Linked DNA regions of Homo sapiens: regions 2, 3 and 4 are each linked to region 1. The links are chromatin loops, found by intact Hi-C in ENCODE. Cell type or tissue: CD4-positive, alpha-beta T cell. All regions are shown on one strand. Region 1 has its middle 7.8 kb from the start of LINC02870. Region 2 overlaps JAKMIP3 (Janus kinase and microtubule interacting protein 3). Region 3 overlaps STK32C (serine/threonine kinase 32C). Region 4 has its middle 8.8 kb from the start of PWWP2B.

Region 1 (4,000 bases):
TGCAGCACAGGGTGGAGTGGCAGGAGTGTGTCCAGCCAGCACAGACTCTGAGGGTCCCACAGGTCACTGGACATGGACCTGGGCCAGCTGAGGGAGGGCTGACCTCTGGGCCCCCCCTCATGTTCCAAAGCCCAGGGCACAGCCCCCCAGTCAGGAGGATCAGCTTTCTGGAGGTCCTCAGAGGGGCCCACCCTTTACAAGGCCTGGCCCGAGGAAATGAAGGGGCGGCCCCTGGCTGAATGGGGGAGGGTCCTTGGAGTCTGAGCGTCTTAGAATTCCTGGGGATGTCCGCTTTGGTTCTACAGTTCGCAGATAGGGGAACTGAATCCTGGAAACAGGCAGGGCGAGGGGTGGGCCCGCCAAGCACTGCGCCCCACTCTATGCCAGGTCTATGTCAGCCCCTCTCTTGCCCTCTCAGAGCTCAGGGTACATTTTGAGCCCACCTGGCCTGGAGCACGCAGGGCTGGGAGCTGGCTGGGACCTGGACAGGGCTCAGATGCAAAGGCAGCTTCCCCCAGCACCTTCCAGGCTCTGGCTGTTCCAAACCATGCTCCAGGCTCAGATGGGCTTGTCCCAAAACAGCTGAGCCATTACCTTCACTTGACAAGGGCCCCCCAAAACACAGCATTCCAGGGGAATGGGTGACCACCTCGTGGCCACCCCTTGCCTCCCTGCTGGCCCCATCCTGGGCAGGGGAGCAGCTCCTGCCTCCAGGAACCTTCTCCCAGGAGACCATGCGCAACAGAGGGGCGGCGCCCGGCGGGTCAGCACAGAGGCTTGCCTCACCTGCGGTTGCTGAATGAGTGAGTTAGTGGGTGAGGACCTGCAGGCAGCCCCTGGCTGACACTTTGGCTGTGGAGGAAGAAATCAGGATGTTCAGGGCCAGAGGGGAAGGTGGCACGGAAGGCAAGAGGGGAGCATCTCCCTGTGGAAGAGCAGGGTGCTGGGTGGGGCATGCTGGGGTGCCGGGACCCCTGCGCTGGCTGCCACAGTCTGGCAGGGAGCACGCTGCAGCCGCCTGCAGGAGCTGAGCCCAAGGGGACAGCCGTCCGTGTGTTGGGGAAAGGGGACAGCGATATGTGTGTTGGGGGTGGCCCCGCATACCCTCCAGGTAAAGCCATGCACTGTACCTGGGGCGTGGCCCTTGAGTGGCCACTGGAGCCGCCTGGGCCTGAGGGTGGGGTGGGGAGCCCATGTCAGGGTCCAGCCAAAGGTGCCACAGGGCTCCAGCACCAGAGGCACCCAGCATGGCCCTGCCTAGCCCTAGGGCCCTCTGCTGCCCAGGGACCCGACCCTGCAGTCTCTGGGTGGTCAGCGCTGCCCTAGAGGGGCGTGACACCCTCTGCTGGTCCCATACAGAAGGACACAGCTGCCACCCAGCATGCAGCTCCCCCAGGCACTGGGTGCCCACGCTGTACCCGGCAGCTTACACTGTGCCTTGTCACCCACGCTGCACCTGGGAGCCCGCACTGTGCCTAGACGCCCACGCTGCGCCTGGGACCTCACACTGCACGAGGTGCCGGCGCCACTCAGGCAGACCACCCTCTCCATGTGCGGCAGGATCCACCAGGGAGGGGCACCCTGACCCTGATCTCCCCAGGCAGCTCTGGAAAGGCCTGTGTCCTGGCTGGGGACCTCTGGGAGGCCATGGAGCTGGGAGGGAGGGACTGGAGGTCTGAGGGATCCAAGTAGCCCGTCCTGCTGCACCTGCCAGGCCCCAGTCAGGCCTGGCCATTAAGGCTGAAGGATGACCCCTCACCTCCTGCCCCTGGGGGCTGAGCCCTACCTAGGAACCTGAGTGTTTCCAGCACCTCAGCCCTGGCAGTCCCGGCTAGGCAGATCCACCCAGCACCGTGCAGGAGGCCCCAGGACTGAGCCCCGCAAGGAACATCTCCCAGTGCCCACAGCCCACCTAGGGGCCAGTCCACCAGGGATTGGGGGGGGCGGGGCCTGGGAAGGACAGGGGAAGAGTGAACCACTAGGCCCTGCGTGGCCACTTCCCAGCAGCCAGATTTAAGGCCAGGTTAGGATAAATCTCTTGTGCCTCGGTTTCCCCTTCTGTACCCCAGGATCACATTACCCACCCCCCAACACTGTTCTGCAGAATGTGCAGAAAATTGCAGGTGGTGACGCTTCTGCAAACAGCAGAGCCCCGGGCACCTGTCCAAGGCGGCTCCGGAAGGCCCCGCGAGTCCCGTGCGCGGGGACTTCCCAGGGGCGGGGTCGCGGGGCAGGGCGGGCGCTGGCTCCACCCCCCGCCGGCCCCGCAGGAACCGGAAAGGGGCTGGACGGTGTAGCGGCGCCCCCTGCCGACACCTCCTAGCATCGCGTCCCCGCGTGGCCGCGGGGCGGGGCCCGGGGGGTCGTTCCGGAGTGGCCCCTGCAGGGCTTACAAACAGACGCGGCGGCTGCGAGAGGGGGACACGATGACTTCTTTCTAGAGCAGGGACTTAGAGAACCGAGTCTTTATGCATGAATGTACCTGCATAACCATTTGCTAAATAGGGCCCGGAGGAGGCTCATAGGAGGGTGTAGGGGCAGGAGCCTTCTGGCTTTGAGCCCCAGGGTTGAAGCTGGAGCTTTCCCAGGTGGAGAAGACACAGCGAAGACCAGGGCGGGACGGCCCGTGGCAGGTGCCGCACACCGCGCCGTGGGCTGAGGGACAGGTCAGGACCCCAGGCACAGAGGTGGGTGGCCAAGCCCCGGCTCCCTGGCCCCTCTCCGAGGCACCAGGGCGTGGTCCCGAGTTTGGACTCAGAAGAGACTGTGCAGAGGCTGTGTTGTCCCCCACAGGTGTGCCCCTTTCATGACACGTCACAGCAGAGCCCCACGATGGCCTCTAAGTGTAAGTGGAGGGAAGAGTTGCTGGTCTCTCGCTTTAAATCACAAGCTGGACATGGCTAAGCTGAGTGAGGCAGGCAGGTGAAGGCCAAGGTCGATAGCTAGGCCTCTTGCACCAGTGAGCCAAGTTATGAATACCCAGGAAATGTCCTTGAAGGAAGTTAAAATGCTACTCCAGTGGACACACAGTTGCCAACAAGTGAAACTGCCTCCTTGCTGATGTGGAGAAAGTTCGAGTGGTCCGGACAGAAGATCAAACCAGCCATGACCCTCCCTTAAGCCAGAGCCTCGACCAGAGCAAGGCCCTAACTCTCTCCAACTCCACAAAGGTGGAGAGGGTGAGGAAGCTGCAGAAGAAAAGTCTGAAGTCCACAGAGGTTGGTTCATGAGGTTTAAGGAAAGAAGCCGTCTCCGTAAGGTAAAGATGTGGCTTCTTCGCAGGCTGCCAGGGTGAGGCCGCATCAGGAGGCTACGTCTGCGGAGCCATCCCAGGAGCAATGGGCAGCGTCTGTGGGTCTAGTGGCGAGGTCTCTAGTTCTGAGTCTCCAGGGAGAGGTGCGCAGGGAGCCCAGGGCCCCCCTTCCCCCACGGCACACAAACGTCTATCTCCCCGCAGCCTGCACCGATCCCTCGTGAACCACGGGACCGCGTGCGGTTATTCTCAGCTCAGAGATAGGCCCTAGACTGGAGCCCAGCTGCACACACCTCAAAACGAACGTCCGAGACTCCAGGGCTGCAGTCACTCTTGGACGAATTCTAAGGTCATCCCAGTCCTCTCAGGGGAGAGGGCACAGGCTGCAGGACCCGGTGACCAGCGTGAGTCCAGAAGGGTAGGGCCAAGGGGTCAGAGCCACCACCCCAGCCACCTCAGAACCAGAGCAGCCCTGGGCGTCCCGCTGTGGGCCTCGAGACCCCAGCATGATTCCGGGTAAAGAATTTCCACTGTCAAGAAGTGTAAACATGATTATCTGAGGTGCAATGGCCATATTTTCAAACCAAACTTCAGAAGGGGCGTGGCAGTACTGAATTCTGCCTGGGTGTGGTTTTTCCAGGCAGCAGCCCCCAACGGGTTTTCTTTTCTTTTCTTTTTGACATAGGGTCTCACTCTGTTGCCCAGGCTGGGCAGCCTCAACCTTCCAGGCTCCAGAGATCCTCCCAC
Region 2 (4,000 bases), 300 kb before region 1:
ATGCAACCTGCAGCCCCTCCCCTGATCCTCCCCATAGCCCCTGGGATTCACTGAGGGATGTGCCCGTGGGCTCAGGGTGGGACTGCCCAGGCCACGTGGCCAGAGTGTGATGAACTCTGCCCGGCACATCTGGGGTCAGCGAATATACAGGGGCAGTCCTTGTGGGCAGGTCCAGGTCCAGTGCAGATTCTGCCACCACTGCTGCCGCTGCGGTTTGGTTTTCATAAATGCTGTGTTGATCCCTGGTTCCATGGTCTTGGCCCGTGTTCCTCAGGCCCCAGCACAGTCCTCTTAGAGGGAAGGGATGGGAGGGGAGCGGCTCACCCTTCTGTCCCTCTGTCCTAGGAGAGGGAGAGGAAGTCACCCGCCATCAGCTTCCACCACACGCCCTTCGTGGACGGGAAGAGCCCCCTCCAGGTGTACTGCGAGGCCGAAGGTGTGACGGTGAGTCCCGCCCCTCCTGCCCACTCCGCCCCCACCTCACCCATCCCCCGCCCCACCCCCTCTCCGCCCCCGCCCCACCCCCCTCCGCCCCCGCCCCACCCCCCTCCGCCCCCGCCCCACCCCCTCCGCCCCCGCCCCACCCTCTCCACCCCCGCCCCACCCCCTCCCTGCCCCACCTCACCCCCTCCCTGCCCCCACCCTACCCCTACCCCCCCACCTCACCCCTGCCCCACCTCACCCCTGCCCCCACCCCGCCCTACCTCACCCCTGCCCCCACCCCACCCTACCTCACCCCTGCCCCCACCCCGCCCTACCTCACCCCTGCCCCCACCCTGCCCTACCTCACCCCTGCCCCTCCCCTCCCCCTCCCCCACCCCCACCACCTCCCCTCCGCCCTTCCCTGCCCTGTCCTTCCCCACCCCCTCTGCCCACCCCGTGGCCACTCACCCCTACCTGTCCTCTGTGCCTTAGGACATTGTGGTTGCGGAGCTGATGAAGAAGCTGGACATCCTGGGCGATAACGCCGTAAGTGTATGTCGCTCTCCTGGCTTGTGCATGCCTCTTACACCCACAACCCCCAGCCCAGCCCCTCTGGGGTCCAGGAGGCCCTGCCAGCCTCCCACAGCCCTGCCATGGGCCACCCTGCCTGAGACCCTCCACTAGGCCCAGAGCCTGCTCAGAATCGGAGCCTTCCTCACACTGCTCCAGGGCCCACTGGGGCCTCTGCTGTGCACACCTGGTTCTTCCAGCTGATGGCACTTCCCATCACATTGCCCAGCTTCTGGGATCTCTCAGCCCTTCCATACTTGCCATGAGGATAGGGGGCTGTTGCTCTTAGACAAACCAAGACCCTTAGGGGTTCCACTTCCTTGGCTTGGGGGAAAAGCAGACTCTATAGATAACTCCTAAATTTCATTTGGGGCAGAGTTCCAATTTCTATAGCAAACTCCTTGAAAGAATGTTAATTACTGAGTGGGCAAAATAATGCACCTCTTCATCCCAATTTTCATCCGCCCATTACTAATCCTCTGCTCTCCATCCATTTATTCCCCATCAATGCACCATCTACCTAGCCCTTCATTCATGCTCTGTCTTATATCCATCCATCTATCTATCCTGTGTAATCCATCCATCCATCCTCCATAATCCATGTATCCATCCTCCACAATTCATTTATCCGTCCTCCATAATCCATCTATCCGTCCTCCATAATCCATCTATCCGTCCTCCATAATCCATGTATCCGTCCTCCATAATCCATGTATCCGTCCTCCACAATTCATTTATCCATCCTCCATAATCCATCTATCTGTCCTCCACAATTCATTTATCCGTCCTCCATAATCCATCTATCCATCCTTCATCCTTCATCTATCCTTCATCCATCATCCTTAATCCATCCATTTATCCATCATCCACAATCTGTCCATCCATCCTCCATCTATCTATCATCCATCATCCCTAATCCATTCATTCTCCATCCTCCATCTGTCCTCTATCCACCATCCTCCATCCATTCCTTCTCCATCTACCATCCTCTACCCATTAACCTTTCACCCATCCATCCATCTCCCATTCATCCTCCATAATCCATCTATTCATTCTCCATCCATCCTTCCTTCATCCTCCATTCATTCATCCATTCTCCAAAATCCATCAATCCATCCACCCTCCATAATTTATCTATGCATCCTCCATCATTCATTCATTCATCCATCCTCCATAAGCTATTTATCCATCTTTCCATCCTTCATCCTTTATCCTTCCACCTATCCACATCCCCTCCCTCCATCCATCCATCTATCCATCCCTCATCCTACCTTCATTGACCTTCCACTTCCTCCATCCAGTGCTCTGCATCCGAGGACTCCCTTCTCCCCTTGCCTGCCCAGCCCCTGGGGAGCAGTGAGGCACAGGGCAGGGGTACTTTCAGCAGGGAGGCTCTGGGTGTGGGTCTGCTTCTCTCAGAGCTGGGGGCTCCACTGTGGTCATAGGTGGCCGAAGAGCCACAGCAGGGTGGCCGTGGACCTGACATCTCTGGGGTCCAGTCCTGGGTATCAGCCCCATCATGAGGTCTTGGGAACTGTATTGGGCAACTCTGATTCACAGTTGGAGAAGCTGAGTCCCCAAAGGCACTGCCCAGGGTCACAGAGCTGATGTAGTGGCAGAGTTGGGGGTACCCAGCCCCACCCAGGCCTATTTCAGGGTTCCTGCCCAGCCCCATAGCTGTCCACCAAGAGTGCCACTGAGTGTGACAGCCCTGCAGTCATCATGCAGCCTCTGAGGCCATTGTCACAGAGCCCAGGGACAGAGGAGGTTGGATACTGGAGGGCTCATGGCCAGGCTTAAGCTCAGGGGACCTGTGGAGATGCTGGGGAGCTCTTGACAGTGGGCTGACAGTGGCCCTTCAAGCCTGGCTGTGCAATCAGTGTTGACTTCACATGCAACTTGTGGTTTAATCACATCTGGGTAGATTCCCTCAGTCACCCTGAAGCCACCTGCTCAGCCTCCCCAACTTAAAGTGTTGGGAGAGGTCTGTGGCCTGCCCAGCCCTGCCATGGGAGAAGGGAGCAGGGCAGGAGAGATGAGGGCACCTGGCCCCAGCCATGCAGGATGAGGTTCTTGCCTGAGTCAGGAGTGCAGCTGGCCCCCACCATGGACTACAGACTGAGCCTGACTCCCCCCTGTGGGAGACCCTGTGCAGACTTTGGGGTTGGGGGACAGCAAGAGATGCCTGCTGTTAGGGAGCTTGCACTCTAGGGAGAGAATGGCATGGACAGGGCTTTTGGAGTGAGCTGGCAAGAATCAGAGAGGCCCCACGAGCTGGAGTCAGGCAGCCCTGGTCTGGATGCAGGCTGCAGCAGAGTCTGAGAGTGTGAGGTGCCCACATCGAAAGCCATAATCACTCTACCCAGAAGGGCCACCCAGGGGCCCCTCGGTTGGGGAGGAAGCATGAATAAAACATGCATAAAAGAGACAAAACCTTCCAGGGATTCAGCCATTTCACAGCCATGAACATGTGGTCTCTCCTCCACTGTTCCCAAGTGGTGTTTTAATAACCACAGGTGCATATGCAGAGGCTGGCTTTAAACACAGAAGGGGACAGAGGCTGGGCAGAGCAGCAGCCACTGCTGGGGATGTATTGGTGGCCTGCCTGCATTGAGCAGCGCATACGCATCTGCCTCAGCTGGTTACCTAGACCTGGTGATTACCAGCAGAGGGAGAATGAGAGAAAACAAAATCGGCAGCACCCGGAGGGAACAAGCTCAAGTCAAGGGTGTCAGAGATGCTGGGAGGGAGATGTCAGTCAAAGCACTTTTTAGCTCTGGCCCCCACCCAGGCGTCCCCAGTCAGCCTCCCCAGTCAGCTTCCCCATGCATCCATCACTCACCCTCACCCCCAAAGGCACTGCTTCTGACCGCACCTGTGTTCTGCTTTTGGGTGCAGAACCTGACCAATGAGGAGCAGGTGGTTGTCATACAAGCCAGGACAGTCCTGACCTTGGCCGAAAAGGTAACAGCAGCTGTGTGGACAGTCGGGAGAGGGCCGGGCTCCT
Region 3 (4,000 bases), 230 kb before region 1:
AATGTTAGCTCACATTCTGGTGAGACCCCGAAGCAGGGAACAGAGCTGCACCATGCCTGGACTTCCGATTTACAGAAACTGAGATCATCACATAACTGCCCAAGGGGTTCACCTTACCCGCTGCCTAGACAGCCAATTATCAAGACAGGGGAGCTGCAGGAGACAGAGTAGTTCACGCACAGCCGGCTGTGAAGGAGACCATTTCATTACGACTCAGATCCATCTCAGAGAGACGCATTGCTGTTCTTCAACCACCTGATTCGTGGTCACCTGTCCTGGCAGCCCCAGAATACCAGCATGCCTGAGTGAGCATGAGGGCTTCACGTGGCCGTCCCCGCACACACAACCAAAGCCGGCACACCTGGGCGAGTGTGAGGGCTTCACGTGGCTGTCCCGGCACACACACCTGATGCTGACGCACCTGGGCTAGTCTGAGGGCTTCACGTGGCCATCCCCACACACACAACTGATGCTGACGCACCTGGGCGAGTGTGAGGGCTTCACATGGCCGTCCCCACACACACAACTGATGCTGACGCACCTGGGCGAGTGTGAGGGCTTCACATGGCCGTCCCTGCACACACAACCAAAGCCAGCACACCTGGGCTAGTCTGAGGGCTTCACGTGGCCATCCCTGCACACACTCACAACTGACATCAACGCACCTGGGTGAGTGTGAGGGCTTCACGTGGCCATCCCTGCACACACAACTAATATCAACGCACCTGGGCAAGTGTGAGGGCTTCACGTGGCCATCCCCGCACACACAACTGACACCGATACACCTGGGTGAGTGTGAGGGCTTCAGATGGCCGTCCCCCCACACACAACTGATGTCGACACACCTGGGTGAGTGTGAGGGCTTCACATGGCCGTCCCCACACACACAACTGATGCTGACGCACCTGGGCGAGTGTGAGGGCTTCACATGGCCGTCCCTGCACACACAACCAAAGCCAGCACACCTGGGCGAGTCTGAGGGCTTCATGTGGCCATCCCTGCACACACTCACAACTGACATCAACGCACCTGGGTGAGTGTGAGGGCTTCACGTGGCCATCCCTGCACACACAACTAATATCAACGCACCTGGGCAAGTGTGAGGGCTTCACGTGGCCATCCCCACACACACAACTGACACCGACACACCTGGGCTAGTCTGAGGGCTTCACATGGCTGTCCCTGCACACACAACTGACATCAACGCACCTGGGTGAGTGTGAGGGCTTCACATGGCCATCCCTGCACACACAACATCAACGCACCTGGGCGAGTGTGAGGGCTTCACATGGCCGTCCCCACACACACACCTGATGCTGACGCACCTGGGCGAGTGTGAGGGCTTCATGTGGCCATCCCTGCACACACAACCAAAGCCAGCACACCTGGGCGAGTGTGAGGGCTTCACATGGCCGTCCCCACACACACAACTGATGCCGACGCACCTGGGTGAGTGTGAGGGCTTCACATGGCTGTCCCGGCACACATACCTGATGCTGACGCACCTGGGCGAGTGTGAGGGCTTCACATAGCCGTCCCCGCACACACAACCAACACCAGCACACCTGGGCAAGCACGAAGGCTTCACATGGCCATCCCCGTGCACTCATAACCCCAGCCCTGGTTGTCCCTGCCCACCTGCTTCATAAGGAGCGAGGTGGGGGCTGGGAAAGGCAGAAGGGAGGTCTCTGGCCTTCTCAGGACTTCAGGAAACGGTCTGCTGGACTTCCGAGACGTGTGCGCTGCCAGGGGTCCCCACACGCCTTGCTCGGTGGTAGAGAGGAGCCCCAAGCCCAGCCCGCCGCCGCGCCCTGAGCCTGCCCTGGCACTCACGGACTGGGAGCTGTCCCTGCTGTTGTCCCGGGACTTGTTCTTGGCCAGACGCTTCTTCTTCTTGTGCAGGGGCCTGGACTCCAGGATCATCTCCTCCAGCTCAAAGGTGGGGTCGCAGTGCAGACGGCCTTTCTACAGAGGGATGGGTGCTGAGCCCCGGCCCGTGGAGGACGCCACATCCATCCCCAGGGCCCCCCACCTGAGCCGCCCACAGGCTTACGTTGGGCACGAAGCCCGGCTCCACCCTCTTCTCGCTCAGGTGGTCCCACAGCACGCCGGCCAGCGCCGGGGCTGCCTGCACGTCCTGGAGGCTGGAGAGCCGGTGCTCGGGGTTCACAGTGAGGAGCTGCAACCAGGCATGAGTCAGAGGGTCCAGGGCCCACAGCCCACCAGCACGGAATAGCCCGCCACCCCCAGGCCAGGGCACCTTGAGGAGGGTCCCACCAAGCCTGAGGTTCAGAATTCAGGAACCTCAGGGCCACGCGAGGAAGGGTGGTGCCGACGGCCGACATCAGGCAAAGCACCGTGGCTGGCTCAGCATGTGGCCCAAGGGACGCCTGTTCTCAGTGCTGCTACCTAAACCCCTGGCGCCAGAGGACAGCAGAGGGATCTGCAGGGAAGGCTCTGCTGGGATTTGCCAGGAGGTGGCAGCCGAGGCCCGGCTAGCGGCTAACACTCGGCACATGGCTGGCCTCACAGTAACTATCCCAGAGCCACTTCCTTCACCGAATCATGGGACCTCCACAGGCCAGATGAGCCCGGGGCAGCCATGCATGGCCTGGGAAGCAACATCCCAGCGCTGGCACCTCCCGCCTTTCCAGGGAAAATGCCGCAGACCCAGACCCCGTGCGAGGTTTCCCAGACCTGGGCTTGGGCGTGTGGGTCATCCCCAGTCCCCACGCAGGCCCTCTCTAGCCCAGTGCCACCTTGTGAGCCACCTGGGCAGGTGTGACTGAGCTTCGTGGGGCTACAGCAGAGTTAAGAGACTCTCGGGGCTGGGGAGAGGCCCCGGCAGGCAAGGCCTCCCCAAGGATTTAGGCTGCTTGGCTACAATTCCAGGGCAGGAGGCCCCACCTGCCTGAGACACGGGGGCCGGGAGGCAGCCGGGCCCGTGTGGCACACTCACTCCCCTCCCTGTCCTGCCTGGGCCTGGCTCTGACTCCGAACCCCCTATGGTGTTAATGCGAGGCTCGGAACAGGGAGCTGTGCAGCCCAGTCAAGGCACAGCCCCAGCCTAGCACCAGATCACAAATGGGAGGCACTACTGATGGCCACACCCCTGCCCGTGTCCCTGCCAGGCTGATGTCCCCTGAGAGGTGTTTGCAGTGGGCAGTGGCTGCCCACCTTCCCCAGGAGGCACTGGGGCAAAGGGTCCCGGAGATAGCATGGGCTTGAACCCACCCACCCGACACCCTCCTTCCAATACGTGGGACAAGGGGACGTGGCTCAGGGCTCCTCTGTGGTGACCGGCAGGGCGGGCGCACAAGCCTGCTGTGAGGGTGCCTGGAGACGCAGCTCAGGGGATCACCAGGACACCAGTGACCTGGTAGGGCTCGCCATGAGAGGGCCACAGAGCCTGCCACCAGCTCGCTTCCTGGGGCTTGGGGCTGCCATCTGCGGAGGCCCCCACAGGTTGCAGTGAAGGGATCTGTGCCTGCCAGGAAGCGGCACTAACTGTGCACTGGAGGGGGTGTCCCGAGCCGCAGGTAAGTGAGGGAGGGAGGTGGGTGCTCGGAGGGTGAGGAGGCTCAGGGATGGGGGCTCACCTTCCGCAGCAAGGCCACCATCTCCTTGGACCACGTGGGGACATACTGGACGCTCACGGTGCTGAACAGCTGCACCAGGGACTCCACGGCGTTGCTGGAGTGGATGTCATAGGGCCTCTGGAGACAGGGAGGCAGTGCTGGGCAGGTCCTCCTGGCCCCCAGGACACCCAGAACAATGCCAGACACAGGTGCCATCGCCCTGAGAGGACCCCCTCCCCCCACCCCAAGTGCAGGCACAGCTCTGAGCACAGCCTGGCCTCCACCTGCCGCGGAGGAGCCTGGGTGAGATAAAGCTTACGCCTGGGTCCTGCGCCCTGGCTGCTGCGCCCATCTGGCTGGGATCCCAGGGGGCCTGGGTCCAGGTAGATCAGCCCCAGAGGGCCAGGAGGGAGCTGGCTTCC
Region 4 (4,000 bases), 65 kb before region 1:
CTCATTTTCCACATCACCCTTCCCGTGGTCATCTGCCCTCTCTCACCCTCTAAACCCCGACCTCACTCTGTGAGAGGCCCCATTTCAAGGGGAGCGGGAGAGCCTGCCTCCCGGATGGCAGTGGCGGGTAATTGCTGCTGGGCAGGGTAGAGGAGCTGGCACAGAAGCCACCACCCAGACCCCTGCTTGGAAGGTGCTTACAGGCTGGTGGGGAAACGGTGCTGGAGGCCCTGGCACCCACCCTCCACCCTGTGACTCAGCCCATCTTCTGAACGTGGCCCTGCTCCTGATGGGGCCCTGCAGCCAGCAAGTCCCTGCGGCCTCTCTGGATCCTGTAACCTCTTATAGATTTCAGGTGTCTGGGCAGGAGGCGCCCCTCTCCCTGGTGGATTTGGGATGTCTGGGCAGGAAGCCCTCACTCCCTGGTGGATTTGAGGTGTCTGGGCAGGAGGCAACCCTCTCCCTGGTGGATTTGTGGTGTCTGGGCAGGAAGCCCCCCTCCCTGGTGGATTGGGGGTGTCTGGGCAGGAAGCCCCCACTCCCTGGTGGATTTGAGGTATCTGGGCAGGAGGCCCCCCCTCCCTGGTGGACTTGGGGTATCTGGGCAGGAAGCCTCCCCTCTCTGGTGGATTTGGGGTGTCTGGGTGGGAGGTGCCCCTCTCCCTGGTGGATTTGGGGTGTCTGGGTGGGAGGTACCCCTCTATCTGGTGGATTTGGGGTGTCTGGGTGGGAGGTGCCCCTCTCCCTGGTGGATTTGAGGTGTCTGGGCAGGAGGCAACCCTCTCCCTGGTGGATTTGTGGTGTCTGGGCGGAAGCCCCCCTCCCTGGTGGCTTTGGGGTGTCTGGGTGGGAAGTGCCCCTCTCCCTGGTGGATTTGGGGTGTCTGGGTGGGAGGTACCCCTCTATCTGGTGGATCTGGGGTGTCTGGGTTGGAGGTGCCCCTCTTCCTGGTGAACTTGGGGTGTCTGGGTGGGAGGTGCCCCTCTATCTGGTGGATCTGGGGTGTCTGGGTTGGAGGTGTCCCTCTCCCTGGTGGATTTGGGGTGTCTGGGTGGGACATACCCCTCTCTCTGGTGGATTTGGGGCGTCTGGGTGACAGGTACCCCTCTCTCTGGTGGATTTGGGGTGTCTGGGTTGGAGGTGCCCCTCTCTCTGGTGGATTTGGGGTGTCTGGGTGGAACGTACCCCTCTCCTTGGTGGATTTGGAGTGTCTGGGTGGGAGGTACTCCTCTATCTGGTGTATTTGGGGTCTCTGGGTGGGATCCCCCTCCCCTGGTGGATTTGGGATGTCTGGGTGGAGTCCCCCTCCCCTGGTTCCTGCTCTGCTGTTCTCTTTGCCTCCCTTAGCTACTGAGTGAGTACCGTCTATGTTGACTTCCAGCTCAGGGCGTCCTGAGCTTCTGGGACTTCTCATTTTTCTGCCGAGCTGCCTTGGGAAGGGAAAAGGGAGGCGACAGCCCAGAGCCAGGCCTGAGAACCCCCAGGGGCAGGAACTGTGCTGCAGAAGGCAGATGGTCTGGGGTGGTCGCAGGCCCACGGCTTGGAGAGAGCAGCAGCCGCAGCAGGGAGCCAGTGCGTGAGAAACGTGAATGTGGTTGGCGGATGCTCTCAGGGGGTCACAGGCGGTGTCCCAGGAGTGCTGATGGGCGTCACCAGCCCTGGGGCCCCAGGACGCAGGCCCCGCCTCCCGTGAACCGACTTCACCTGCAGGTGGCGCTCCAAGGCCAGGCGTGGCGCGGGCTCATGCGGGGGCGGGGGGATTCGTGCGCGGGCGGGGGGCTCATGCGGGGGCGGGGGGATTCGTGCGCGGGCGGGGGGCTCATGCGGGGGCGGGGGGCTCATGCGGGGGGCGGGGGCTCATGCGGGGGCGGGGGCTCATGCGGGGGGCGGGGGGATTCGTGCGCGGGCGGGGGGCTCATGCGGGGGCGGGGGGCTCATGCGGGGGCGGGGGGCTCATGCGGGGGCGGGGGCTCATGCGGGGGCGGGGGGCTCATGCGGGGGCGGGGGCTCATGCGGGGGGCGGGGGGATCATGCGGGGGCGGGGGCTCATGCGGGGGGCGGGGGCTCATGCGGGGGCGGGGGCTCATGCGGGGGGCGGGGGGATTCGTGCGCGGGCGGGGGGCTCATGCGGGGGCGGGGGGCTCATGCGGGGGCGGGGGGCTCATGCGGGGGCGGGGGGTTCATGCGGGGGCGGGGGGCTCATGCGGGGGCGGGGGGCTCATGCGGGGGCGGGGGGTTCATGCGGGGGCGGGGGGCTCATGCGGGGGCGGGGGGGCTCATGCGGGGGCGGGGGGCTCATGCGGGGGGCGGGGGGCTCATGCGGGGGGCGGGGGGCTCATGCGGGGGCGGGGGCTCATGCGGGGGGCGGGGGGGCTCATGCGGGGGCGGGGGGCTCATACGGGGGCGGGGGGCTCATGCGGGGGCGGGGGGCTCATGCGGGGGTGAGGGGGCGCACCACGGAGCCGCCTGCAGGGGCTCGGGGGCTCTCATTGAGGGAAGCAGCTGCCCGGCCCTGGAGGTCCCACGCCAGGCCATGGCAACAGGGTTAGCATTACAGGGCAACGTCTCAGGCTGAGAAAGCAATCGGCCAAAACTCCGGCCCTCCTGGCTCCCTCAAGGAAGCCTGGCTCATCTCCTGTGTGGATCCCTGAGTCCTGCACCCCAAGTGAGCCCAAAACAGGAGGGCCAAGCCCACAAACGTCCGTGGGCAGCCGGCCAGGGAAGGTGCCGTTCAGGCCCCATGCGCTCGGTCCGGGTCTCAGGACACACAGCGCAGAACCCGGCGTGGGCCTTGGGGCGTGAGGCCAGAAGCGGAGTTCACGTGACCTCAAGGACACCCTGCCGGACTTCCCCAAGTGCTGGCCAGGCCTTGGGGGCAGCTGGGCTCAGGTCCCCCTTGTCACTGTTGGAAGCTGGCCCTGCACCCACTACACTCACCAGTTCCTCCGTGGGGTCAGGAGGCTGGGGAGACCCCTCAGGGCTGGAGCCCAGTGTGGGGGCTGCTCTCCATCCAGGGCTGGAGCTGTCAGGGTGCTGCCTGGCTGCTCCCTCCACCCGGGAAGGAATGAGGCCCTCCCAGCAAGCTCTGCTCCCCTCAGGCCCCAGGCTGCCCAGAGGCCCCCCAGTCAGCCTTTCTCAGCCAGAAGGTGTTCATTTCTGTGCACCTGGGAGAACGCAGGCGACAGCCTCCAGCGCCCTCCAGCCCTAGCCCAGGGGATCCTGCTCCTTCCTGCACCTCCTCCCTCAGGCATCCTGTGGGGGACAGCACGAACACCTGGCCTCTCCTGGCCACTGGAGGAGGGCAAGGACAGGAGCCCCGCAGCCCAGCCCAGCTGCACGCTGCTGCACCTGCTGACACACCAGTGCCTCCCTAGATCCAGCACAGGGCTCTGCTCTCGGCCCTCCAACCACACCTCGGAGAGCCCCACTCTGTCTGTGGGTCTGCCTGGGGTCTACACCTCAGCTCAGGACAACCCTGAGGTCACCTGGACTCCGTGTCTGTCCCCACGCCCCAGGGCTCATGCCAGGTTCTGCATGTGGAGGGGTCGGGACAAATGCATAGCCACACCCACCAGGAGGAGGGTTTGAGGGGAAAGAGTTTGCAGGGAGGCCCCTGGGCCCCAGGCCACCACACTGTCTCCCCTAGGAGTCTCTGCCTGGAGGGAGCAGCACAGGACCTTTCCTACCTACCCCCTCCCCACCGCCCGCCCCGCTCTGGACACAGGCTAGCTCCTGCTCGTTAGGTGAGTGGGAGGTCAGGGTCGGGGAGCAGAAGGCATGAAGGTGCCTTTGCAAGCTGGGCGTGAAATGTGAATATACCCTGAGAGGGTTTTCTCCAAGTATCCCAGATGTGGATAACAACTGGTTTAATGATGAAATATCATGGTGTTTTTAGCAAACAGAAGCCCCGCCTTCTAGTATGAGGTTTGGCAAAACTGTCAGATTAAAAAATAAACCCACAAGCAGGGCATGGTGGCTCAAGCCTATAATCCTAGCACTT

Evidence for each region. Peaks named below come from ENCODE experiments on the same cell type or tissue, not always from the same donor. Only the 100,000 strongest peaks of a DNase experiment are listed, where the experiment ranks them.
Region 2: a loop joins it to region 1, with 2.3 times the contacts of the local background. A loop is called at or near these places in 9 of 110 quality-filtered maps.
Region 3: it touches region 1 in a loop (9-fold over the local background); 95 of 110 quality-filtered maps call a loop at or near these places.
Region 4: a loop joins it to region 1, with 11 times the contacts of the local background. A loop is called at or near these places in 109 of 110 quality-filtered maps.

Annotation. Positions count from the first base shown.
Region 1 is chr10:132,451,005-132,455,004 of GRCh38, forward strand. No RefSeq gene overlaps it. Among named protein-coding and RNA genes, the nearest start is that of LINC02870, 7.8 kb to the left of the region's middle. RefSeq lists a silencer at 2,103-2,532 and an enhancer at 2,286-3,150. In CD4-positive, alpha-beta T cell, a CTCF peak has its summit at 2,338 (motif pointing left); DNase peaks (open chromatin) are centred at 1,477 and 2,187; H3K4me3 peaks cover 460 bases; H3K27ac peaks cover 1,474 bases.
Region 2 is chr10:132,149,067-132,153,066 of GRCh38, forward strand. JAKMIP3 (Janus kinase and microtubule interacting protein 3) reads left to right here. Exons shown (of 24, transcript NM_001323087.2): 15 at 346-444; 16 at 916-975; 17 at 3,892-3,957. Among named protein-coding and RNA genes, the nearest start is that of JAKMIP3-AS1, 36 kb to the right of the region's middle. In CD4-positive, alpha-beta T cell, CTCF peaks have their summits at 1,917 and 2,127; no DNase peak of the experiment used is centred here.
Region 3 is chr10:132,220,808-132,224,807 of GRCh38, forward strand. It overlaps STK32C (serine/threonine kinase 32C), which reads right to left. Exons shown (of 12, transcript NM_173575.4): 8 at 3,600-3,716; 9 at 2,054-2,179; 10 at 1,834-1,965. Among named protein-coding and RNA genes, the nearest start is that of DPYSL4, 36 kb to the left of the region's middle. In CD4-positive, alpha-beta T cell, a CTCF peak has its summit at 2,473 (motif pointing right); a DNase peak (open chromatin) is centred at 2,464.
Region 4 is chr10:132,386,431-132,390,430 of GRCh38, forward strand. No RefSeq gene overlaps it. Among named protein-coding and RNA genes, the nearest start is that of PWWP2B, 8.8 kb to the right of the region's middle. RefSeq lists a silencer at 1,671-1,790 and an enhancer at 3,098-3,777. In CD4-positive, alpha-beta T cell, a CTCF peak has its summit at 1,671 (motif pointing right); DNase peaks (open chromatin) are centred at 1,671 and 2,795; H3K4me3 peaks cover 252 bases.